Regions from separate parts of the Homo sapiens genome. Here regions 1 and 3 are each linked to region 2. Evidence: read pairs that join two places in POLR2A ChIA-PET (ENCODE). Cell type or tissue: PC-9. All regions are shown on one strand.

Region 1 (8,000 bases), 69 kb before region 2:
AGCAGGAGATAGATGCTTTCCTCCTATCTCAACTGCAAAGAGGCCTTCCTCTTTCACTAATCCTCCTCAGCACAGACCCTTTACGGGTGTTGGGCTGGGGGATGGTCAGGTTTTTCCCTTGTCACGAGGCCATATCTCAGGCTGTCTCAGTCGGGGGAAACCTTGGACAACACCCAGGCTTTCTTGGGCAGAGGTCCCTGCGGCCTTCCGCAGTGCATCGTGTCCCTGGGTACTCAAGACTGGAGAATGGCGATGGCTTTCACCAAGCACACTGCCTGCAAACACATTTTAACACAGCACGTCCTGCACAGCCCTAAACCCATTAAACCTTGAGTCAACACAGCACATGTTTCTGCGAGCACAGGGTTGGGGCTAGGGTTACAGATTAACAGCATCTCAAGGCAGAAGAATTTTTCTTAGTACAGAACAAAATGGAGTTTCTTATGTCCACTTCTTTCTACATAGACACAGTAGCAGTCTGATCTCTTTCTTTCCCCTACACTTTCCCTCCACAGGCAAGGTCAGAACTGCAGATATGAGATCCAGAGGGCAGGGCTGCCTATGGCAAGCAGTGAGCCTGGCACTGGGGCGGCTCCGGCCTGGCGCCGCTGGTAACCCTCAGCTTTCTGAGGTGGGTGTTTTTGTCCCCAGTGTGCAGACAGAAGATCATTTTATTTTTGTTTTTATTCTGTTGAGACAGGGATCTTGCTGTGTTGGCCAGGCTGGTCTCAACGTGCAGATAGATCAGAAGTTGGGTGACAGAGGTGTCCAGTCATGGGCCCAGCAATCCTTCCACCCTCCCAGAGCGCCGGCCCTGTGCGAGCCTGCCTGGGGCAAAATGACAGTGTACGGGGGCCAGGCAGCTGTGACGGGGACAGCAGCAGCAGATAACAGTGGGGAGGTGGCCCTCAAGGCCTTCAGACCTAAATGTCAGGGTGAGACCCCCCAGGCAGGGGCTGATTGGGAGCCTTAGTGTCCCCCAGAGCAGGTGCACAAGGAGAGGGGCTTGGAAGGTGCCAGCCTCCCCTCCAGCTGACCTCCCCTGTCCACAGCCCCTGCTCTCCCTGGGGCCCACAGGGGCTGCTTTGGCAGCATCCAGGCAGGAGGCTGCATGACGTTACCAGGCCAGTGTTTGGTCCAGGTTCCTCAGAAATCACACCTGGTTACACGTGAACCACTGGGCCTGGAGGGGGCTTCAAAGGAGGCCCAGGTCTTTTATCCACAGAACATGACCCGGCTCAGCAGGTCAGGCACAGGGCAGACTCCAGGCAGGGCACTGGACTCTATCCTTGTAGTCTGCTCCTCTGCAGAGTGCAGCCAGAGGCAGCATTGCTTCCTCCCAGTGCCCTGCCCCTGAGTTCTGCAGAGCCCGAAGAGGAAGCGGGCTGAGGTCAGGAGAGGGACAGGGGCTGACTGGGGATCACAGAGCACAGTGGGGTAGGAGGCTGTGCTGCTTAGAGGGGAGGGACTGCAGTCACGTGGTCCCTGCCAGGGATTTGGGCACAGCAGCCTCCCCAGTGGGCATCCTTCCTGCCTGTTCCCACCTTTCTTCAAATCAGCCATTGGTTCTCTGAAGCCGGTTTACTGGCTTTAATTCTTAATTAAGAGATAGGGTCTTGCTATGTTGTCCAGGCAGAACTCCAACTCCTGGCCTCAAGCAGTCCTCCCTCTTCAGCCTCCTCAGTGCTGAGCTTTGGGGGTTTATTGGCTTTAAATCCTAATCCCACTTTGACCTCACTGGCTGTGACTTCAGGCAAGTTATTTAACATCTCTGAGTTTCAGTTTCCCCATCTGTAAAGTGTTCCCTCCCTCCTAGGATCCTGGGGAGAAGTCAATGAGATGGCACAGCTGGGCATATACAGCATCAGCTCTTGTTAGGGGAGCCCCAATACAAACTCTGCACAGGGAATCATCAGCTGAGGTAGGGGGGATTGGTTCTGCTTGAGGACTCAGGCTGGGGACTGGGGCAGGCTCAGATGGAGCAGGTGGGCAGGGCTGAGGAGGCTGCCTGGAGGAAGGGGCACTGGAGGAGTTGACCAGCCAGTAATAGACAGAGAGGCAAGAGGGAAGTCGGAACCAAGGGAAACCACCGCCGAGTCACCAAGTCCTACCTTAGGCCCTTATAGGCACCCGGCCCTGACTCCACACCAACCACAGCTGAGAGGCTGGGGAAGAGAAACCCAAGAGAAGTGGAAAGTCAGAATCCCCCAGGGGAGAAATTAGGGGGTGACTCAGGCGGGTGCATCATCAAGGGAGAGAAGCATCCGCTGGAACACAGGTTCGGGAGCTGTGGAGGGGGCTGTTTCAACGTTGAGAGCAGAAGGCAGGGAGGCTGTAAGGCAGAAGTAGAGGCAGCTGGTGGCCAGCGTGGTGGCCCCACAGGGACAGGAGCCCACAGAGAGTGGGAGGCCATGGAAGGCCTCTCACCAGCTTACTCCTGGGGGCTCTCAGCCGCAGCTAGGGCAGGGACACAGAGGGGCTGAGGTTGGACCCCTAGGTTTCCATGATGGACCCTGAGAAGCCAATGCAAGGGCCACAAACAGCCTGGCCTGGCCTGCCCCAGAGGCGAGAGAGTTGAGAGTGCTCTACAGGCTGCCAGGGCTCCAGAGGGGAGCTCGCTCTGCAGGAGCCTGGCCACCTCATCTTACCAGGCTGGAGTGGCTGAGTGACTGGGGAGGGTGCCCTAGGGTCATTGCTAACTGGCTTGGGTTCGGGCGCAGGCTAAACCCTAGGCTGGGTAGGGGGGTCTCTGTTCCTCTCCAAGCTCTGGTCCTGAGAGCTAAGAGCTGGAGGAAGAAAATCCGTGTCCCCTGCCCCCGCTCCCCTGCACACACACTCCACAGAGGAGCCAGCTGGGAATGGTGTTGCTGAGACAGAACGCCACTCCCGCTTCCCTGTTCTGCCCATCCTCCAGCAGCACCTCCTCCAGTCTCCTGCCCAGGCTGCTCACCAGACCCAAAAGTGGGCCCAAGTCATCCAGTTCTCATTATGCCTTGGTTCGCAGGAGGGGACACAGGACCCCTACTCCCTCCTAGAAGCAGCTCTGCACTCAGGACAACGTGCCCCCGTCGGGGGAGGCAGGGCCTGGGCGGAAGGCCACTTCTGCAGACTTTTCCAGGCCCCCATCTGCTGCACAGAGCTCTGGCTGACCCTAGCCCAAGCCTTTTAGAACCGCCCCTTGACCTGCGATTCCTTTTCTGGAATTCATTTTAGGGCCCAGTCAGGGGTGTTCCCAGAGCAGTCTGCAATAACAAAATGTCTATGGCGAAGTGTCCTCATAGAGGACTGGGCAGTGAGCCACGGGCCAGCCCTCTGGTGAACCCCCAGGGGCCGTCAAAGGGGTCCGGGACAGCAGTGACAGCCAGGCCTTGGCTCCTGCCGCCCTTCAAATGTGCCTGGGTGCGACGGCAACCCGCGGCCGGCGGGGCGGGGGGACCTTTTGTTTGTTTGTTATTATTTGTAGAGATGGTGGGGGTCTCACTACGTTTCCCGGGCTGGTCTCGAACTCTTCAGCTCAGAAGAACCTCCCGCCTCGGCCTCCCAAAGCGCGGGATCACAGGCGAGAGCCACCGCGCCGGCCGGCCGCCATATGGATTTTGTCCAGTCTTTCGATCTTCCAGCGACCAGCAAATGTAAACAGAGCAGCTCACATGAGGGAAGAAGTCGCCCAGGAAACGTCCTCTGGGAGGGGCGGGAAGGGCAGCCTGGCGCTCCCAGGATCCCGTGCGCGGAGGGGGGGAGGGGGAGGCGGAGGCGGGGCGCGACGTCATCAGCGGGCGCGGAGCCGGAAGTGTTGTGGCCGCCGCCGCCGCGCGTCGCGGAGGCACGTGTGGAGCCCCGGCAGCAGGAGCGTCGCAGGTGAGACTCCGCGGGGTACAGGGTGGCAGGGCGCGGGTGAGGGTGACCCGGGCCGGGCACGGCGCGCAGGGCCTGTCCCTCCAGCCTCGCATGGGCGGCCCCCGCCGGCCCGGCCTGGCCCCTTGTTGCCTCTGCATCGGCTGGGCGGTGTTTGCGTGGACGGCCAGCTCCGCGTCCCCAGCCCCTTACTGGGGAGCCCTGAATCCTCTGTCATACCCTGCCACCTAGCCCCCGTGGGGGAGACTGGGGTGAGGAATCAAGCCTGGCTTGGAGGTGACCTCATTGACCATTTGCCTCTCCCCCGCCGGTGGACACCTCGCAAAGGCGCTTCCTCATCTCACATCTTGGGAATGGGAGTCAAGCTCCTGGAGAAGGGTGATGGGAGGGTCGGGTCCTCACTCCGGGAATCCTTGGGACCGAACTCCGCCATTGCCAAGCCTCAGTCTTTTCATCTCTGATTTAGGCTCATAGTCCCTGTCTCTTGTCCTAGACCAAGAAAGGCTTCAGAGGCCAGGCCAGAGTGCAGCGCTATTGGGCTCCCTGTCAGGCAGTGGCAGAGACTGAGGCTGAGCTAGCCACACCCCGCCCATGCCCACTGCTGGGATGTAGGCCTCGAAGCCTTCTACCTAGACCCTAGGCCCTCATCCTGCCTCCTGACTTGCTCATGCCTACACACACCCCTCCCCAGGTCCTTGGCCCTTGCCAGACATTAGCACCATGAGCTTCGTGGCATACGAGGAGCTGATCAAGGAGGGTGACACGGCCATCCTGTCACTGGGCCATGGTGCAATGGTGGCGGTGCGTGTGCAGCGTGGGGCACAGACCCAGACCCGGCATGGTGTCCTGCGGCACTCAGTTGACCTTATCGGCCGCCCCTTCGGCTCCAAGGTGACGTGCGGCCGAGGTGGCTGGGTGTATGTGCTGCACCCCACGCCCGAGCTCTGGACGCTGAACCTGCCGCACCGCACGCAGATCCTCTACTCCACAGACATCGCCCTCATCACCATGATGTTGGAGCTTCGGCCCGGCTCTGTGGTCTGTGAGTCTGGTGAGTTCCTCAGGCTGCCTCAGTTTAACGCAGAAATTGACACAAAGGTGGAGGTCAGAGCCTCCAGCCTGCCCTTCCTACAGACACATGTGGCTCCTCAGTTTCTATTTTCACATCTTTCCGGGATGCTGACAGCAGGGAGTGAAGGTGGAGGCAGAGAAGCCCGTTAGGAGGCTGGTGCTGTAACTGGAGTGAGAGGTGGTGGGAAATGGACCAGGAGGAGCTGGGGAGGACTGGTGCTCTAGTGAGGGTCCTGCTTGCCTTGGTGGGGCGTGGCCAGCTTGATGCTTGGCGCTGTCCTAGGTACTGACCGTCAACCTCTAGTCCTCCGTGCTGATGGTGAAGCAGAGAGAGTTGCCCCTTCTGGAAAGAGGCCAGGGCTACCCCGAGGAGCTCACTGTAGGTGGGGAGCCTTCCCCATCCTCATCCATGATCAGATCCTCACCTGCTACCAATGAATGTGAGCACCATTGTTGAGTCCAGGGCCTGGGCTGTGGGAACCCCTGCACATATACAGGTGCTGGGGCCGCCCAGTGTGGCGATTGAAGCCAAGATTGGCCCCAGGCGCTGATGCATCTAGGTTGTTGGTGGCGTGTTCCTCCCGGGCAGGAGAGCTAGGGTCCAGGTTCACGAAGAGTGCCTAGCACTGCCATGCTGGCTTTCTGAGGGCTGCAGGTCACCATGTCCCTCCCTGGGGTGTCTGGGTGGGAGGGGTGGAGAGCAGGACTTAGCCAACTCCATCAGCTGCTGCTCCTGTGCATCCTGTGGTGGGTGCTGGCCTCTCCGCCCCTGCCCCACTCTCGCGAGAGAGCTCAATCAAGCAGCACCTTCTCCTGGCCTCCTCAGATATGCCAGGTCCCCTCCTAGGAACCGTGAACTAGAGAGACCAGGTTCCTGCCCTCGAGGAGGGGGACACAGCCTAGGTGAGCATCTCAGTGCCGCTGGTTGCTGTGAAGCCTGTGAGACAGGGCTGCGTGTCTGAGGGGTACCCAGAGTGGGGACTCTCCAGCTAGGCCAGGCAGGGAAGACCTCTCTGAGGAGGGGACATTTGAGTTGAAAATGATGAGGAGGGACCTACGAAGAGCCAAGGGACAGCTCTGCACCAAGGAGGAGCCGTGCCGAGGCCCTGCAGTTGGAGCATGCTGCCGAGTCAGGCTCAGTGGGGGAGGCAGAGGGGCTGGGAGTGAGGTTGGAGGGGAAGCGAGCTCCACCCCGGAGGCTAACAAGTCTGACTTGCCCCTTAGTGGGAAGGGGGCATGGCCAGGCTTTGCAGAGGGGCGAGGCAGCAGGCTGGGGGCACCCAGGGGAGGGGCTGGACAGGTGGGGAGAGGGGCTGGCCCCTGAAAGGAATGTGGGAGGTGGCAGGACGTGGGACGGGATAGAGGGAGTGGAGGCACCTCCATGGGTCTGGCCCAAGCACTTGCGATGCTCAGCGCTATTTGGGTTCCAGGCATGGGTGGCAAGTGTGCAGTGGCTGCTCTAGCAGGAGTCTCCAGTGGAGGGGCCTGGGGATGGGAGTGGCATCAGGTAGATGGCCCCTGAAGCTGGAGTGGGAGGAGGGATGCAAGCCTTGACCCTCTCCATAAGACAGGAAGTCAAGCAGAGGGGCCATCTTGAGGGAAGCTGGGGAGGGAAGCTGGGGGCAGGTGCGCTGGGGAGGACTGGGGCCGTGTGGCTGGTGGCCAGGCCCTGCGTCCTGAGTCCAACCAGGCCAGGGCAGAGCCCCAGCCCCTGTGTGGTGGGGGCAGGTTTGGGCAGGCTTGGTGGGGGTGGGCTGTCTCAAGGGGACCAAGGAGCTTCTGGGGAGAGGTGGGCATGAGGACCGGCAGGGTGGGCCACTGTTGACGGGGATTGAGGAAGTGATGGGCCATGCATGGAATAAGACAGGGCTGAGTGATGGGATGGCCTCCCTGTCCCCCTTGCACAGATTTCCCCGGAGGCTCCAGGCAGCTGGGCTGCTCTCATTCCCTATACCTGCGCTAGGCAGGATAGGGCAGGGTTGCCACTGGCCTCGCCTGTGCCCACAACAGACAGCACGGCATACACAGCCTGTCAACCCCAGCTCACCCCTAGACAGGGTGCCCAACCCAGGGCTAGCCTGGGGCTTTAGGCAGCCAGGACCATACAGCCCTGGAATGACGCCCACCTGTAGCTTGGGGTCCTCCCAAGCCCTGTGTGGGTCTCCAGGGTGAGGTGGGGGTTGTTTCCTGGGAGGCTGTGGGTCCCGAGCAGTCCCAACTGATGCCTTGCCCATCCCTTCTTGTCCTGCCAGGCACCGGCAGTGGCTCTGTGTCCCACGCCATCATCCGCACCATTGCACCCACGGGTCACCTGCACACGGTGGAGTTCCACCAGCAGCGGGCAGAGAAGGCCCGGGAGGAGTTCCAGGAGCACCGTGTGGGCCGCTGGGTGACTGTGCGCACCCAGGACGTGTGCCGCAGTGGCTTTGGCGTGAGCCACGTGGCCGACGCCGTCTTCCTGGACATCCCATCACCCTGGGAGGCCGTGGGCCACGCCTGGGACGCCCTCAAGGTCGAAGGTGCATCCGGGGTTCCGGGAGAGGTACAGCCTGGGTGGGGGTGGGGCAAGGGTGCAGGACTGAGCTCCTGGGATCTCAGAGGGGTCCAGAGACCAAGCCACACCATGGCAGTGGCCAGGCCAGGGCCCCACTTTGGCCTGAGGTGAGGAGTGGGTCAGGCTGGCCAGGGGAGGCAGAGCTGGGGAGGATGGTCCCTGGCTGGGCCCTGCTCCTGGTCTCTGGCCTCTCCCAACCCCCTGATGGAGGAAGGTGGCAGCGCCACCCAAGTGCAGGGCAGGCCCGGCCGGAGGAGTCTGGAGTCCCCTCCCTGCTGTTTCCCAAAACCTCTCCTCCCCCAGGCTCTGGAGCCCAGGGAGCTGGCCCCTTTTAGGGAAGATGCTGGGTGCGGAGGCGGGGCAGCCCTGGGGAAGGTCGGGCCTCAAGCCAGGGAGGTGGCTGGGAGGCCCAGGGTTTTTCCCTTTTCTGGAGAAGGAGCAGCTCAGGCAGCAGGGGCCCCTTCCTTCTTCCCAGCTGAGAGTTGTATTCTGAGAGGGTTGAAGGGTGGAGGTGCTGGGC
Region 2 (8,000 bases):
GCCTAAGAGGACAAAGCTTGAGAGCTGTTTTCTGACAAGCCCTTTAGTCTGCTTCCAGCACGGGGAAGTGGCTGCTTCCAAGCCTTTGTGCCTCAGGCACACGCTGAGCCTTCCGCCCCCAGCAGAGGAGTGAGCCACAGAAGGCCCTTTGTTCTGTACATTTGCAAGGAGTATTTTAGACTTCTGATTAATGGAGAAACCACGCAACTCCTGGCAGATTGTATGACAGTTTTCTGTTTGCTGATTTTTTTTATTTTTATTTTTGCTACCAGCACTTTTTTTTTTTTTTTTTTTAAGAAAAACAGCAACAAGGCCGGGTGCGGTGGCTCACGCCTGTAATCCCAGCACTTTGGCGTGACCCCCGCACGAGGTCAGGAGTTTGAGACCAGCCTGGCCAGTGTGGTGAAACCCCGTCTCTACTAAAAATACAAAAATTAGCTGGGCCATGGTGGCGCATGCCTGTAACCCCATCTACTCAGGAGACTGAGGTAGGAGAATCGCTTGACCCCAGGAGGCAGAGGTTGCAGTGAGCCGAGATCGCACCACTGCACTCCTGCCTGGGCGTCAGAGTGAGCCTCCGTCTCAAAACACAATCAAACAAACAAACAAAAAACAGAAACAAAAATAGCTCTATTCTGCTGAGATTTTTAAAGTTAAAATTGTAACAGTGTGTCTGGTTAGGAAATCGGAGCAGCATAGGAAGGAGTAGATGACAAAGGAATAGGCTTCCTTTCTAAATCCATAATTAATTTTCCTGAAGGTGAGGCTGGAGGTTCCTGTTCTGAAAGCCCCCTTATTGGGAGGCAGCCAGTAGAGTTTGGGGTCTGGGTGCTGCTGGCATTTTCCTCCCCGTGGCCCACTGGGTTCGCCTTCCCAGAGTCTTATTAGATTCCCTCTCAGGCTCCCCCATGCTTGCATTATTTTTTTGCCTTTTAACATAGATCCCTTCTGAACGGTGTGCTACAGCGCCTTCATTCCTTTCCAGAGTATTTTCCTCTGTGATGCATGCTCTGCAGTGGATCAGCTTTTGTCGTGGATGGCTGAGCGTGAGGCTGAGCCACCCCTGCCTCCTGGTGGATGTGGGCCGCACCCCTCCAGCTGGTCCCACCTGCCGACCAGCTGTTCTGGTTGCTCCCTCATCTATAGGCTGCAAGCGTTTGAAGGGAGGAGATGTGGGGAATGGTTAAAATCTGTCAATGTTTATTCAGCCGAGAAATACTGAGCACCTGCTCTGCTGGGCACAAGGGCCCCGATGTTGGTAGTTCATTGTTGCTCCCCCTGCAAAGACTAGCAAGATTTAAAGTAAGAGAAAAAAGCCAGCCACATAATGTAGACCCCACCAGAATGTTTTACAGAATCAGCTGATCTGACTCATGTTTACATTCCCAGTTAATCATAGATTTCAATTATATTCTTTTTTTTTTTTTTGAGACCGAGTCTCGCTCTGTCCCCAGGCTGGAGTGCAGTGGCGCGATCTTGGCTCACTGCAACCTCCACCTGCTGGGTTCAAGCGATTCTTCTACCTCAGCCTCCCGAGTAGCTGGGACTACAGGTGCGCGCTACCACCACCAGCTAATTTTTGTGTTTTTAGTAGAGACAGTGTTTCACCATATGGGCCAGGCTGGTCTCAAACTCCTGACCTCATGATCCGCCTGCCTCGGCCTCCCAAAGTGCTGGGATTACAGGCTTGAGCCACCGTGCCCAGCCTATTCTTAACTTTCAATTGCAGAAGGCTCTCTACTCACAAGGTCCAGCAATTACATCTGAGTGCTCATTAATAAAAATGATTTCTTGCTATGTCACAATGAAAGCACTGTGAAATTAATAGCCAAGTTTTAAGACATGAAATTTCTTTTTTTTTGAGACAGGGTCTCACTCTGTCCCCCAAGCTGGAGTACAGTGGCGCACTCTCCGCTCACTGCAACCTCTGCCTCCCAGGTTCAAGCGATCCTCCTGCCTCAGCCTCCTGAGTAACTGGGAGTACAGGCACTGGCCACCACACCAAGCTAATTTTTATACTTTTGTAGAGACGGTTTCACTATGTTGGCCAGGCTGGTCTCGAATTCCTGGGCTTAAGCGATCTTCCCACCTCATCCTCTCAAAATGCTGGGATTACAGGCATGAGCCACTGCTCCCGGCCAAGACATGAAATTTCAAGTAGGGATGTACATACAATTACAGGAGCCCTTCAAGTCACCTGTCATACTCCGTACCTGGCCTCATCTATCTGGAGCCTCAGGTGTAGCCTAGAATGCCCTCACAACCACTCCCCACTGCACAAAGACACGGCTCCCCTATGAAACCGCAGTCTCCCCTGGCTGGACAGGTGCTCCTGCTCTGTGCCCCTCAGTGCTCTGGACAAGCCTCAGTGATTTACAGAACTCTGGCCAGGCAAGGTGGCTCACGCCTGTAATCCCAGCACTTTTAGGAGTCTGAGGCAGGTGGATCACCTGAGGTCAGGAGTTGGAGACCAGCCTGGCCAACATGGTGAAACCCCATCTCTACGAAAAATACAAAAATTAGCCAGGTGTGGTGGTGGGTACCTGTAATCCCAGCTACTTGGGTGGCTGAGGCAGGAGAATCATTTGAACCTGGGAGCCAGAGGTGGTAGTGATCTGAGATTGCGCCACTGCACTCCAGCCTGGGAAACAGAGAGAGACTCTGTCTCAAAAAAAAAAAAAAAAACAAAAAAGCCTGGCACAGTGGCTTATGCCTGTAATCCCAATACTTTGGGAGGCCACTGCAGGCAGATCACGAGGTCAAGAGATCAAGACCATCCTGGCCAACATGGTGAAACCCTGTCTCTACTAAAAATACAAAAATTAGCTGGGTGTGGTGGCACACATTTGTAGTCACAGCTACTCGGGAGGCTGAGGCAGAAGAATCGCTTGAATCCGGGAGGCGGAGTTTGCAGTGAACCTTGATCGAGCCACTGCACTCCAGCCTGGCGACGAGCAAGACTCCATCTCAAAAAAAAAAAAAAAAGAGTCTGGATGCAGTGGCTCACGCCCGTTATCCCAGCCCTTTGGGAGGCCAAGGTGGTTGGATCACCTGAGGGCGGGAGTTCGAGACTAGCCTGACCAACATGGAGAAACCCCATCTCTACTAAAAATACAAAAAATTAGCCGGGCGTGGCGGTGCATTCTTGTAATCCCAGCTACTCAGAGGCTGAGGTAGGAGAATTGTTTGAACCCGAGAGGCGGAGGTTGCGGTGAGCCAAGATCACGCCATTGCACTCTAGCCTGCGCAACAAGAGCAAAAGTCCATCTCAAGAAAAAAAAAAAAGAAAAGAAAAGAAAAATTCTAGATTTACAGAACCCACTCGGCCGTCCTGTCATTGGTAATGTGTCAGCCTCTCCACACACACCAGCATCTGCCTGGCGGGGGTGAGTCATACTCATCTCGGGTATCCAGGAGCCTCCCACTCAGAGCACTTGCTCCATGAATGAATGCAGAGGCTCATGAGAAGAGGAGTGTAGTGAGGATAGACTTGTGCTTGCCTGGCATTTCTGGGGCCCAGGCCTCCCCATTCTGTGCCCATGTGGCTCTAGAAAGGCCAAAGCCACCTCCTCTACAGAGCTGGGCACACTAGCCAGCATCGCTGGCCAAAGCTAGCCCAGGCCTTCCCAGAGCAATGAGGAAAAAAGACCCAGCACTTTCTTCCCAGGGGGTTCTGAAGTCAAGGGTGTGAGTCTGGTAGTGATCCTGCCCAAGGATGAAGTCAACTCTGCAGAGCAGTGCTGAGAAATGGAAAGAGGAAGATTCCAGACAGGAAGGGTGGAGTGCCTGGATCCAGCCATGCCTGGGGCCTCAGATCACCCTCCAACTTTGAGGTATTTGCTTGAAATTTGATTCAAGTTTCTTTACCTGCACCCCAGAAGCCTGACTGACCCAGATTACCTCAAATAGCACATGCCTAGAGTGGCCTCTGAGGTCTCAGTTCTTGGGGTGGGGGTAGTAAAGGGGGTGGTGTGATCCGAGTACATTTCAATCAACATCCAGTTGGCTCTGAGTCCTGGGGTCCACCTGAAACCAAGCCAGGCTGGCAGAGGCCATGAGCCCATCTCTGGGCCTGACCATCAGAGGCATCCCCAGTTGATTTCGAACAGCCTGAGATACCCTCTGGGAAGGGAGTGTGGGTGCCAGGAGTCTGTAATGAGATAATCATCACACAGTGAGAAGGAGAGGTCATCCCAGTAAGCACCTGGGGGGCTTGGGATGCTGGCACAGTGCAAGAGGCCTGTCCCTCGGGGATTCTTAGCGAATGAGCCTTGTCACTTGAAAATGAATGTGCCATTGTAAAGAACTCAGGCAGGGGCAGTGGTTCATGCCTGTAATCCCAGCACTTTGGGAGGCCGAGGCAAGCAGATACTTGAGGTCAGGAGTTCCAGACAATCCTGGCCAACATGGTGAAACCCCTTCTCTACTAAAACTACACAAAAATGGCCGGGTGCAGTGGCTCACGCCTGTAATCCCAGCACTTCGGGAGGTCGAGGCAGGTGGATCACCTGAGGTCAGGACTTCGAGACCATCCTGGCCAACATGGTGAAACCCCGTCTCTACCAATAATACAAAAAATTAGCTGGGCATGATGGCAGGCGCCTGTAATCCCAGCTACTCGGGAGGCTGAGGCAGGAGAATCACTGAAACCCGGGAGGCGGAGGTTGCGGTGAGCCGAGATCGTGCCGTTGCACTCCAGCCTGGGCGACGAGTGAAACTCCGTTTCAAAAAACAAAAAAATTAACTGGGTGTGGTGGCTCGTGCCCATAATCCCAGCTACTTGGGAGGCTGGGACGGGAGAATCTCTTGAACCCCGAGATGGTGGTTTCCATGAGCTGAGATCACGCCACTCCACTCCAGCCTGGGCGGCTGAGCGAGACTCCATCTCAAAGCAAAAACAAACAAACAAAAAATTAGCCAGACATGGTAGTGGACACCTGTGGTCCCAGCTCCTGGGGAGGCTGAGGCATGAGAATCACTTGAAACCAGGAGGCAGAGGTTGCAGTGAGCTGAGATCTCACCATTGCACTCCAGTCTGGGCGACAGAGCGATATCCTGTCTCAAAAAAAAAAACAAACAAACAAACAAAAAACTGATGCCACTACACACCTGTTAGAATGGCTGCTGACATACAAAACATTGACTGCTGGGTGAGGTGTCAAAGCTCCAGCATCAGAAAGTGGTCCACTCGAGGGTTGGTAAGAAAAATTTACTGGCGACAGTATAGGTTTGAAAAAGGAACGTTTGGCCTGATGTGGTGGTTCAGGCCCGTATGTAATTCCAACATTATGGGAGTCCGAGGCAGGCGGATCACTTGAGATCAGGAGTTCCAGACCAGCCTGGCCAACGTGGCAAAACTTTGTCTCTATTAAAAATACAAAAATTAGCTAGGCGTGGTGGTGGGCACCTGTAATCCCAGCTACTCGGGGGGCTGAGGCAGGAGAATCGCTTGAACCCAGTAGGTGGAGGTTGCAGTAAATGGAGATCACACCACTGCACTCCAGCCTGGGTGACAGCAAGAATCTGTCTCAAAAAAAAAAAAAAAAAAAAAAAAAAAAGAAAAGAAAAAGGAACGTTTTATTGGAAAGAAAGAACACTGAAGAAGAGGGCATCAAGGTGCCTCAGTAACAGAGGACCGAGTGAGCTTCGGTGGATTTTTCCTTAGGGGCATTTATGGACCTTAAGGTGGGAGCTTAAGGGTAATTTGAACCATATTAGCGATGTAGGTCATGATAAATAATTACATTTGTAGACATTTGGTGCCTTAATGTCAGCAAGGGTTGCACAGTGAGTTCTGACATGCATGCATTCTGGAGAGCTACAGAAATTGTAGTTACTTAGATATTTTGGGGAAAGGGCCGGGCACAGTGGCTCATGCCTATAATCCCAGCACTTTGGGAGGCCTAGGCAGGTGGATCACCTGAGGTCAGGAATTCGAGACCAGCCTGGCCAACATGATGAAACCCTATCTCTACTAAAAATACAAAAAATTAGCTGGGCATGGTGGTGAGTGCCTGTAATCCCAGCTACTCAGGAGGCTGAGGCAGGACAATCACTTGAACCCGGGAGATGGAGGTTGCAGTGAGTCGAGATTGTGCCATTGCACTCCAGCCTGACTCAAAAAAATTTAAAAAAAAATTTAAAAAGAAATTTTTGGGAAAGAAACCTAGGACCAGATCCCTGCTTTAGATAATAGGGAAGCCTAATTACTTTTGAATTCCTCAGATAAGAAGTTTTGTTTCTGGATGGCCTTCCTGATGATCACCACCAGGTGATCTTTGCTCTCCAAACAACACCAAATGCAGGTGAGGATGGAGCAACAGGAACGCTCGTTCATTGCTGGTGGGAACGCAAAATGGCACAGCCACTGTAGAAGAGTTTGGCAGTTTCTTACAAAATTAAACATACTCTTATCATGCATTCTAGCAATCATGCTCCTAGGTATTTATGCAAATGAATTGAAAACTTATTATTATTATTTTCTTGAGACGGAGTCTAGCTCTGTCGCCCAGGCTGGAGTGCAGTGGTGGAATCTCGGCTCACTGCAAGCTCCACCTCCCGGGTTCACACCATTCTCCTGCCTCAGCCTCCTGAGTAGCTGGGACTACAGGCGCCCGCCACCGCGCCCGGCTAATTTTTTTGTATTTTTAGTAGAGACGGGGTTTCACCGTGTTAGCCAGGATGGTCTCAATCTCCTGACCTCGTGATCTGCACATCTCCGCCTCCCAAAGTGCTGGGGTTACAGGCGTGAGCCACTGTGCCCAGCCAAACTGAAAACTTATATCCACACAAAACCCTGTACCCGGATGTTTATTGCAGCCTAATTCATAATTGCCAACATTTAGAAGCTATCAAGACAGCCTTCAGTTGGTGGTACATCCAGATAATGGAATATTATTCAATACTAAAAGGAAACAAGACATGGAGTAATTTTTTTTGAAACAGGGTCTCACTCTGTTGCCCAGGTTGGATGCAGTGGTGCCATCTCGGCTCACTGCAACCTCTGGCTCCCGGGTTCAAGCAATTCTCCTGCCTCAGCCTCCTGAGTAGCTGAGTCTACAGGCGCATGCCACCATGCCCTGCTAATTTTTTGTATTTTTAGTAGAGACATGGTTTCACCATGCTGGCCAGGCTGGTCTAAAACCCCTGACCTCAGGATCCGCCCGCCTCAGCCTCCCAAAGTGCTGGGATTACAGGCGTGAGCCACCACACCCGGCCAGGGGAATCTTAAATGCATATTACTAAGTGAAATATGCATTTAGCCAATCTGAAAAGGCTACATACTGTACAATTCCAACTGTATAACATTGTGGAAAAGGCAAAACTATGAAGACAGTAAAAAAATGAGTGGTTGCCAGGGGTTAGGAGGGAGCGGGATGAACAGGCAGAGCACAGAGACTTTTTAGGGCAATGAAAATATTCTGGCCAGGTGCAGTGGCTCACCCATGTAATCCCAGCACTTTGGGAGGCCGAGGCGGGCAGATCACCTGAGGTCAGGAGTTCGAGACCAGCCTGGCCAACATGACAAAACCCCATCTCTACTAATAATACAAAAATTAGCCGGGCGTGGTGGTGCACACCTGTAGACCCGCTACTAGGGAGGCTGAGGCAGGAGAACTGCTTGAACCCAGGAGGGGGAGGTTGCAGTGAGCGAGATTGTACCACTGCACTCCAGCCTGGGCAACAAGAGCGAAACTCCATCTCAAAAAAGAAAAACAATTGCCTGGCATGATGGCATGTGCCTGTAGTCCCAGCTACTTGGGAGGTTGAGGTGGGAGAATCAGTTGAGCCCAGGGAGATTGAGGCTGCAGTGAGCCAAAATCATGTCACTGCACTCCAGCCTGGGAAACAGAGTAAGACCCTGTCTCACAAAATAAATAAAAGTGGCCGGGCATGGTGGCTCATGCCTGTAATCCCAGCACTTTGGGAGGCCGAGGTGGGTGCATCACCTGAGGTCAGCAGTTCAAGACCAGCCTGGCCAACATGGTGAAACCTTGTCT
Region 3 (8,000 bases), 200 kb before region 2:
AATAGTGCACCACAGTTTTTGTATTCCCGTTTCTCTGCCAACATTTCAGAGCTTTCTGCCTTTTCCCTATCTAACAGGCCTAAGGTGATACTACATTGTGGTTTTAACTTGTATTTCTCTCTGATTTTTAGAATCTCTTTATACATTCCTTGGCTTTGGGTGCATTCTTGTTTTTTGCGGGGGTTGGTGATTTTTATCAAATCAAGGACAGACATCCCATTCTAATCCTAGTTTGCTATAGGAATTTTGTGGGGGCTTTTTGGTAGAGACAGGGTCTTGCTATGTTTGCCCAGGCGGGTCTCAAACTTCCGGGTTTAAGCAAGCCTCTTGCCTCAGCCTCTGAAGGTGCTGGGATTACAAGCATGAGTCACCATGCCTGGCCAAGAGTTTTTAAATTATAAATTGTTCAATCTTATCAAATCCTTTTTCTATGTTGAATGAAATAATTGCCTAGCTGCTTTCAAAAGTGAAACGTGACTTTGTGAATATTTCTAAAGTACAAAATACTTGGAGGACAGCCATTTATTGTCACAACTTGGCTTTGTAGTTTGTTTTTGTTTTTGTTTTTTAACATTTGGAAACCATACCTATGTGTTAAGTAAGTGGCTTGTGATTTAAGGAATAGAATGCATGTAAGGGCACACTTCTTTTGTTTTACAGAAGGGATCAAGTTCTGTTCAGGAAGATTTGAAACATAGTGTAAAGTTGTTGCTGTTTTAAACTTGTAAACCTGATTCTTCTCATGTGGGAGGTACGTAAGTAGGCCTCTCAGATTTCAGGTTGGTTCTCTGCCTGGTAGATACAAGGGCAAAACTATTCTGGAACCATATTGATGTTAAAAAAATTTTTTACGGACTTCCTGCCGGCAAGGATTTTTTTAAAAGATTTTTTAAATGTGTCTAAGAAATGTTTTAATTTGTCTTCTGATTATACAGTGATTTACAATTCATGCTTCTTTTATATGTGGGCAAAATTAAGAACTAATATGTAAAACAAAATGGAGCACATTCCCATTTTTCTTATTGCTTTGAGTTGATATGGCCCCTATGTCAGTAGTGCTTTGGCTGAACGTCACAAAGACCTAACACAGTGCCCTAAACAAATAGGGGGTTTGTTTTTCTCCAAAAAGAAATTTGGGGTAGGGTGCGGTGGCTCACACCTGTAATCCCAGCACTTTGGGAGGCCAAGGCGGGTGGATCACGAGGTCAGGAGATCGAGACCACGGTGAAACCTCGTCTCTACTAAAAATACGAAAAAAATTAGCCGGGCACGGTGGCGGGTACCTGTAGTCCCAGCTACTCGGGAGGCTGAGGCCAGAGAATGGCGTGAACCCGGGAGGCGGAGCTTGCAGTGAATCGAGATGGCGCCACTGCACTCCAGCCTGGGGCAACAGAGTGAGACTCCATCTCAAAAAAAAAAAAAGAAAAAAAAAAAAAAGAAAGGAATTTGGAGGTATGCAGCGTCTAGCTTTGGATCAGCAGTTCAGTAATATTGGAGTTGGTGGTATTTTAAGGTAGTTTTGTCTTTTCTGTCATGTTTGAGACCCTGTAGCTACAGGATAATGTTTTACAGTTACAGCTACATGGTTGCATTCAAGGAAGGAGGAAGGAACTGTACTGGCAACTCTGTCCTTACCCCCCCACCCTCCTTTTTTTTTTTTGAGATGAAGTTTCTGTCACTCAGGCTGGAGTGCAGTGGCGGAATCTCAGCTCACTGCAACTGTCGCCTCCCTTGTTCAAGCGATTCTCATGCCTCAGTCTTCTGAGTAGCTGGGATTACAGGCATGTGCCACCATGCCTGGCTAATTTTTGTACTTTTAGTAGAGATGGGGTTTCACCATGTTGGCCAGGCAGGTCTCAAACTCCTGACCTCAGGTGATCTGCTAGCCTTGGCCTCCCAAAGTGCTGGGATTACAGGTGTGAGCCACAGTGCCCGGCCTCCCCTTTTATGATAAACAAAGGCATTACCAACCCCTACCCCCTACTACATTGCCACCTAGTAGACTTTAACTAATGAGAACTGGCCAGAACTAAGCCAGATGGCTATCTCTAGCTGCAGAGAAGTTTGGGAAAACAAGTATTTGGCCAATGTGGTCTCCCTAAACACGTGTTCAACTTCTTGAAGAAGGAAATCTCATGTCTTTGGCTGTATTCAGCATTTTTCAGTAGCAGTTACATATTCTAGTTTTCATGGTGGATGAAGTGGTACCAGCTTAGTTCCACAGGAGGGAGAAGAATCAGGACTCATTTAATCCATAAGAATTAAACTCAGCAGCTTTTGAGTACCCATTATGTGCATAGTCTGCCATGAAATATTATAAAGTAGTCCAGGTATGGTGGCTTACACCTGTAATATCAGCACTTTGGGAGAATAAGACAGGAGGATTGCTTGAGGCCAGAGTTTGAGATCAGCCTGGGCAACATAGTGAGATCCTATCTCTACAAAAAATTAAAACATCAGCCATGTGTGGTGTACGCACCTGTAGTACCAGCTACTAAGGAGGCTGAGGTGGGATGATCCCTTGAGTCCAGGAGTTCGAGGCTGCAGTGAGGTATGATCGATCACACTACTGTACTCCAGCCTGGGCAACAGAACGAGACCCTGTCTCAAAAAAAAAAAAAAAAAAAAGTTATCAAAGAATTATATAACATTTTGTGTGTGTGTGTGTGTGTGTGTGTGTGTGTGTGTGTGTATGCAGGTTGTTTATTGGCTCCTTAGGAAGAAAAAAATACGTGTATGAAATAATTGATTAACAGTACAAGAACTCATAATTATTTGTTTAAATGTTTAATGTTGGTACTGAGTGCTGTGGCATAGGAATAGGGAACTTTTTCTTAGGGTCGGTGATGGATTCTTGGGAAAATAAAATGAAGGGCAAATGGAAGCAAAAGACAATTTAATTTGCTTCTGTTTTAAGGGAACTTTTAAAAAGTTAATTCTTAAATTTTTTAATTTAAGGACTTCGTCAAGAAACATCGAATTAAATATATTGAGTTTAACCCTAACAAGCATCAGATCTTTCAGTCTGCTGTATGAGGAAATACAAGTTTCTTTCTGCTTTCTATTATGATTGTTGATTTGCATGAGCGTGTTTTAGGTTAGGCTGTGTTATGCTGTGGTAATACATACCACCAACATCCTCATGATTTAACACAATAAAAAACTTCTGCTCACACCAAGTCTGCTTGAGGGCTCATTGGCTCCGTGGAAACTGATCTCCATGTCCAGGCCAGTTTGGTCTTGTGGCCGTCCGTTTTAGGGCAGTGCTTAGGGTCAGGAGAGCAAAACACAGGGCTGGAGAGTTAAGCACAGGCAACTAAATGCTTCAGCATGGGAATGGCATTCATTTTCACTCACAGGATGTGTTCAGCTTAGTCACATGGCTGTCTATGCCTAACCTCAAGGGAAGGGAGTGCAGTCCTCCAGGAACTCAGATGTAAAAAAGCCAGTATGATGGATATAGTATTGTCTACAAAAAAAAGTAGCATAATAGAGTTAGATACAAGCAAAGTACTCTAGGATCCCAGTAAGGAGAAGTAAGAAATTCTGATGAGATGCAGGGAGAGCCTTAGAAGGGTTCATGAAGATGGTGACAGATGATACAAACTCAGTAGAATGAGCAGGTTTTTCTTAGATTTGAAGAGAAGAAAGGACATTCAAACTAAGGGAACAACACTGACTGAGTCAGAGCTAGACTCAAAGCTAGAGTCTACTGGCTGATGTCGTGGGAGAGGAAGAAGAGATGAGCGGGCCTTGAATTCGTTTAACATTCAGCAAAAATGTATTGCATGTCTACCATGTGTTAGGCACTGTTTCAGGTTTGGGGAATATCTGATAATGAACAAAACACAAAAAGCCTGTCCTTGTGAAGGTTACATGCTAGTGGAAGAAGCGCTAAGGAGTTAGTATTTTATTATAAGCACACTGGTGAGTAAGCAAAGATAGGAACATTGGATGCCTGTGAATCTTAAGATTTTCCTGGCCGAGCGCGGTGGCTCATGCCTGTAATCCCAGCACTTTGGGAGGCTGAGGTGGGTAGATCACTTAAGGTCAGGAGTTCGAGACTAGCCTGGCCAACATAGTGAAACCCTGTCTCTACTAAAAATACAAAAATTAGCCGGGTATGGTGGCGCGCACCTGAGTCCCAGCTACTCATGAGGCTGAGGCAGGAGAATTGCTTCAACCTGGGAGGCGGAGGTTGCAGTGAGCTGAGATTGCGCCACTGCACTCCAGCTGACAGAGTGAGACTCCATCTCAAAAAAAAAAAGGATTTTTCTAAGATTTCTATTTTACATTAAATAGAAGGCAGTTGGTTTGCATGAAAATTATTATTTCATCAATTTGACTGCCTCATTATAGAAAACACATATTGAAGTCAAATAAAACGTAGAGATGAATCTCTGAAGTTAAAATATGTTATTTGGGACGCAAGAATTGCAATTTGGGGCACACAGACCACAGGGTGGTCTTCAGTATGTATGAAGAACAAAGTAAAGGATGGAGGTTTTATAAAGAGAAGTGTTACATATTTTGAAAGACAGGTCATTGGCACTAGTAAAGTTTTGGGGAGGTGGCAAGCCCTGATTGGTGAGTGACAGTGGTGGGTAATACTGGTCTTAGAGTCAGCAACAAGTTGTTTCAGTAGCCATTAGATAAACTGGTTTCAGGTTACAATAGGCAGTTTCAGCAGCCAGGCTTACAGAGAATTATAATCTTGGAGCAATGTTACATCCCTCCCCCTCCCCTGGCCCCCCACCCCATCCCTGCCCCTCAGCTCTGATTTAGTTGAGTACGAATAGGATGACCCAATTAGTATGATCAGCTTTCACACATGAAGGTTGAATTTATGAAACATGTAAATTTGAAAATACATGTTTACATTGCAAAAAGCTTTTTTAACAAAAATTTTGGCCAGTAGTATAAATTCAGTGAATATGTTTTCATTGCACAGATAGTAAAACCACTTGATACATACCTCATGGGGATATGGACTGCTTTATGCGCTGCTTTTTACCACACCTTAAATAGTGCCTGGTTGTGTGTGTGTGTGTGTGTGTGTGTGTGTGTGTGTGTGTGTGTGTGTAACTCAGTAAATATTCAATGAATGAATGAAGAAATTCAGAAGATAAAAAAGAGAAATTTCCCTTATTTTTAACCTTCTGAACACTATAGTGGTTAGCATTTATATCATTTATTCAGCCATTCTAATATTTATTGAGTAGCAGTTTTGTACCAACTGCTGTTCTAAGATATAAGGAATAATAAATTCCTGTTACTGTTTTCATGAAACTTAAATTCTAGTGTAATTAAAATCATGTAGAAATAAACATAAACATGATCACCCAGCTTCTTTTAAAACTAGACTGCAGTTGATGTAATAATTTGCATTACAACAGCATGCATCTTGTGCACAACAAAATCTACCTGTTTTTGTATTAAAGCCTTAGTGTCAAAGCTTTATTATCATTTTAGTCTTTTATCAACTCCATATTTATAAATGGTCTATTTTCCCAAAGTTCTAATATGGAAATCAGAATCATTTTTGTTAGAGGAACAATGTTTACAAGTTGCCTAGATTTGCAGTGAGGTCATAAAAAGCCTGTTTAATCTAAAATAGACATTTGCAATAAAAACAGAAATTGTTGTTGAGATGCCATATTATGTGATAACTGAGTAAAACAGACAAGAGCCTATCCCCTAACCTGGTATGTGAATGTGAAAATATTAGAGAAATAATGAAGAAGTAGATGGAGACTAATGAGGAAATTCTGAAAAGGACATCTTTTGAGAAATTCAGAGGTAGATGGCGCAAGTTTTAAAGCTTACTTTCACTTTAAAACACCTGAGTTTCATTTCCTTTGATTTGAGTAAATTACAAAGCAGTTTATTAGTTAAATCAGGCTTGTTTTGATTTATAGGTATATAGAGAAAGACAGGACATTTTCCTGGACAGAAAGTTGGAAAAGAGAAACGTGTAAAGGGGGTGGAAAGTGGCTGTGAGTGCATGTGGAATGAGAAGCCTCCCTTGGGCAGGAGTTAACAGCCACAATGGGGAAAGGATTGGGACATCTAATCCTTTGAGTGTGTGTGGGGGCCAAGGGAGCAGTAGTAGCAGGATGCCTGCGCATACAGCCATGTACACAGTGTGTACACAGAAGTGTAATTCTTGGGCCTGAATATTTCATAGGGTAGAGACATATTGAGTACTTTATTAAGTAAGCATATTGAGTACTTTATTCATCTATACAACAAGGGTCGTCTATTAAGGGCCACACAGTCTAGCTGTTTCTGTAAAGCACATTGTTTTGAATTACTGTTAGCAGTGTAGTATAGAAGGAAATCGGGAATCCAGATTCTCTATGGATTTCCCCCTGAACAGTTATGTGGCTGTATCCTTATCTAGTGAATGGTGACATTAGCTTTTCCCCTGCTGCACGGGCTGTAGTGAGGCTCAGGTGTGCAGGTGCACTTACTAACATATGGAAAAGTTAAGCACTGTATAACCAGAAGGTAGCCCTTTTACTCCTATTTTATATGACAGCCACGTATGCAAAATATCTAATTTCTTCCTGAACACTCAATTGAACTTCAACACTTCGTATTTTTCGTCTCAGAATTTTTATTTTCCTCAAATTTATATTATGTGGTTAAATTCCTTTGAAGTGCTAGATACTTTAAGATTAAAATTAAAGTAGGAATGTTTTTTCTTCAATTAGAAGCTCTTAGAACTTGGCAAGTACTCTGTGTTCTCTCATTTCCTTATCTTTGTGTATGCTGTATTGCAGCACACGTCACATGGAGATGGGCGTCAAGAAGTTACCTCTCGTACCAGCCGCTCAGGAGCTCGGTGTAGAAACTCTATAGCCTCCTGTGCAGATGAACAACCTCACATCGGAAACTACAGACTGTTGAAAACAATCGGCAAGGGGAATTTTGCAAAAGTAAAATTGGCAAGACATATCCTTACAGGCAGAGAGGTAAATACCAGTTATGCTTATTTCTGTTATGACAGTTGCTCTGTTTATTTCCATGTAAGAGAAAGAAAAGAATATAGATATAGGCCTTATTTCTTTTTTTTAAGATGGAGTCTCGCTCTGTCACCCAGGCTGGAGTGCAGTGGCATGATCTCAGCTCACTGCAAACTCTGCCTCCCGGGTTCACACCATTCTCCTGCCTCAGCCTCCCGAGTAGCTGGCAGTACAGGTGCCCGCCACCACACCCAGCTAATTTTTTGTAGAGACAGGGTTTCACCGTGTTAGCCAGGATGGTCTCGATCTCCTGACCTTGTGATCCGCCCGTCTCGGCCTCCCAAAGTGCTGGGATTACAGGCGTGAGCCATAGCGCCTGTAATATATAGCTACTATGTATTACATGTATTACATGTCAAGTTCTAACCACATAATATAAATTTGTAATACATAGCTGGGATTACAGGCGCACACCACCACACCACGCTAATTTTTTTTTTTTTTTGTATTTTTGTATTTTTGTAGAGACGGGGTTTCACCATGTTGGTCAGGCTGGTCTCGAACTCCTGACCTCGTGATCCACCTGCCTTGGCCTCCCAAAGTGCTGGGATTACAGGCATGAGCCACCGTGCCCAACCTATTTTATTTTCAAGACAGGGCCTTGCCCTGTCACCCGAGCTGGAGTGCAGTGGCTCAATCATGGCTCACTATAGCCTCAACCTCCTGGGGTCAGGCAGTTCTCCCACCTCAGCCTCTCGAGTAGCTGAGACTACAGGCATGCACTGCCACACCCGGCTAATGTTTAAAAAATTTTTTTGTAGAGACAGGGTTCTCACCGTGTTGCCCAGGCTGGTCTTGAACTCCTGTGTTCAAGCAGTCCTCCTGCCTCAACCTCCCAGAGTGTTGGGATTACAGGCATGAGCCACCATGCCTCACTAATTAAGCTTTTTCTTTTTTGGGGGGTTAGGGGGGTGTCGGGGGTTGGGACGGAGTCTTGCCCTGTAGCCCAGGCCTGGAGTGAAGTGGCATGGT

Evidence for each region. ChIA-PET counts read pairs that join two places held together with the same protein. Peaks named below come from ENCODE experiments on the same cell type or tissue, not always from the same donor. Only the 100,000 strongest peaks of a DNase experiment are listed, where the experiment ranks them.
Region 1: POLR2A ChIA-PET joins it to region 2 with 6 read pairs; 3 of 35 experiments call an interaction of 5 or more read pairs at or near these places.
Region 3: POLR2A ChIA-PET joins it to region 2 with 6 read pairs; 1 of 35 experiments calls an interaction of 5 or more read pairs at or near these places.

The regions. Positions count from the first base shown.
Region 1 is chr14:103,525,404-103,533,403 of GRCh38, forward strand. TRMT61A (tRNA methyltransferase 61A) reads left to right here and starts at 3,793. Exons shown (of 4, transcript NM_152307.3): 1 at 3,793-3,858; 2 at 4,547-4,906; 3 at 7,179-7,445. The coding sequence starts at 4,576. RefSeq lists silencers at 3,720-3,769, 3,780-3,949 and an enhancer at 7,465-7,964. In PC-9, no CTCF peak of the experiment used is centred here; DNase peaks (open chromatin) are centred at 2,935 and 3,658; H3K4me3 peaks cover 3,011 bases; H3K27ac peaks cover 1,094 bases.
Region 2 is chr14:103,594,448-103,602,447 of GRCh38, forward strand. No RefSeq gene overlaps it. Among named protein-coding and RNA genes, the nearest start is that of KLC1, 31 kb to the right of the region's middle. In PC-9, no CTCF peak of the experiment used is centred here; DNase peaks (open chromatin) are centred at 104 and 3,384; H3K4me3 peaks cover 404 bases; H3K27ac peaks cover 1,186 bases.
Region 3 is chr14:103,398,291-103,406,290 of GRCh38, forward strand. It overlaps MARK3 (microtubule affinity regulating kinase 3), which reads left to right. Exons shown (of 18, transcript NM_001128918.3): 2 at 6,786-6,977. Among named protein-coding and RNA genes, the nearest start is that of MARK3, 17 kb to the left of the region's middle. RefSeq lists an enhancer at 1,460-2,259 and silencers at 2,980-3,099, 4,621-4,720. In PC-9, no CTCF peak of the experiment used is centred here; DNase peaks (open chromatin) are centred at 51, 351, 661 and 4,601; H3K4me3 peaks cover 1,138 bases; H3K27ac peaks cover 6,170 bases.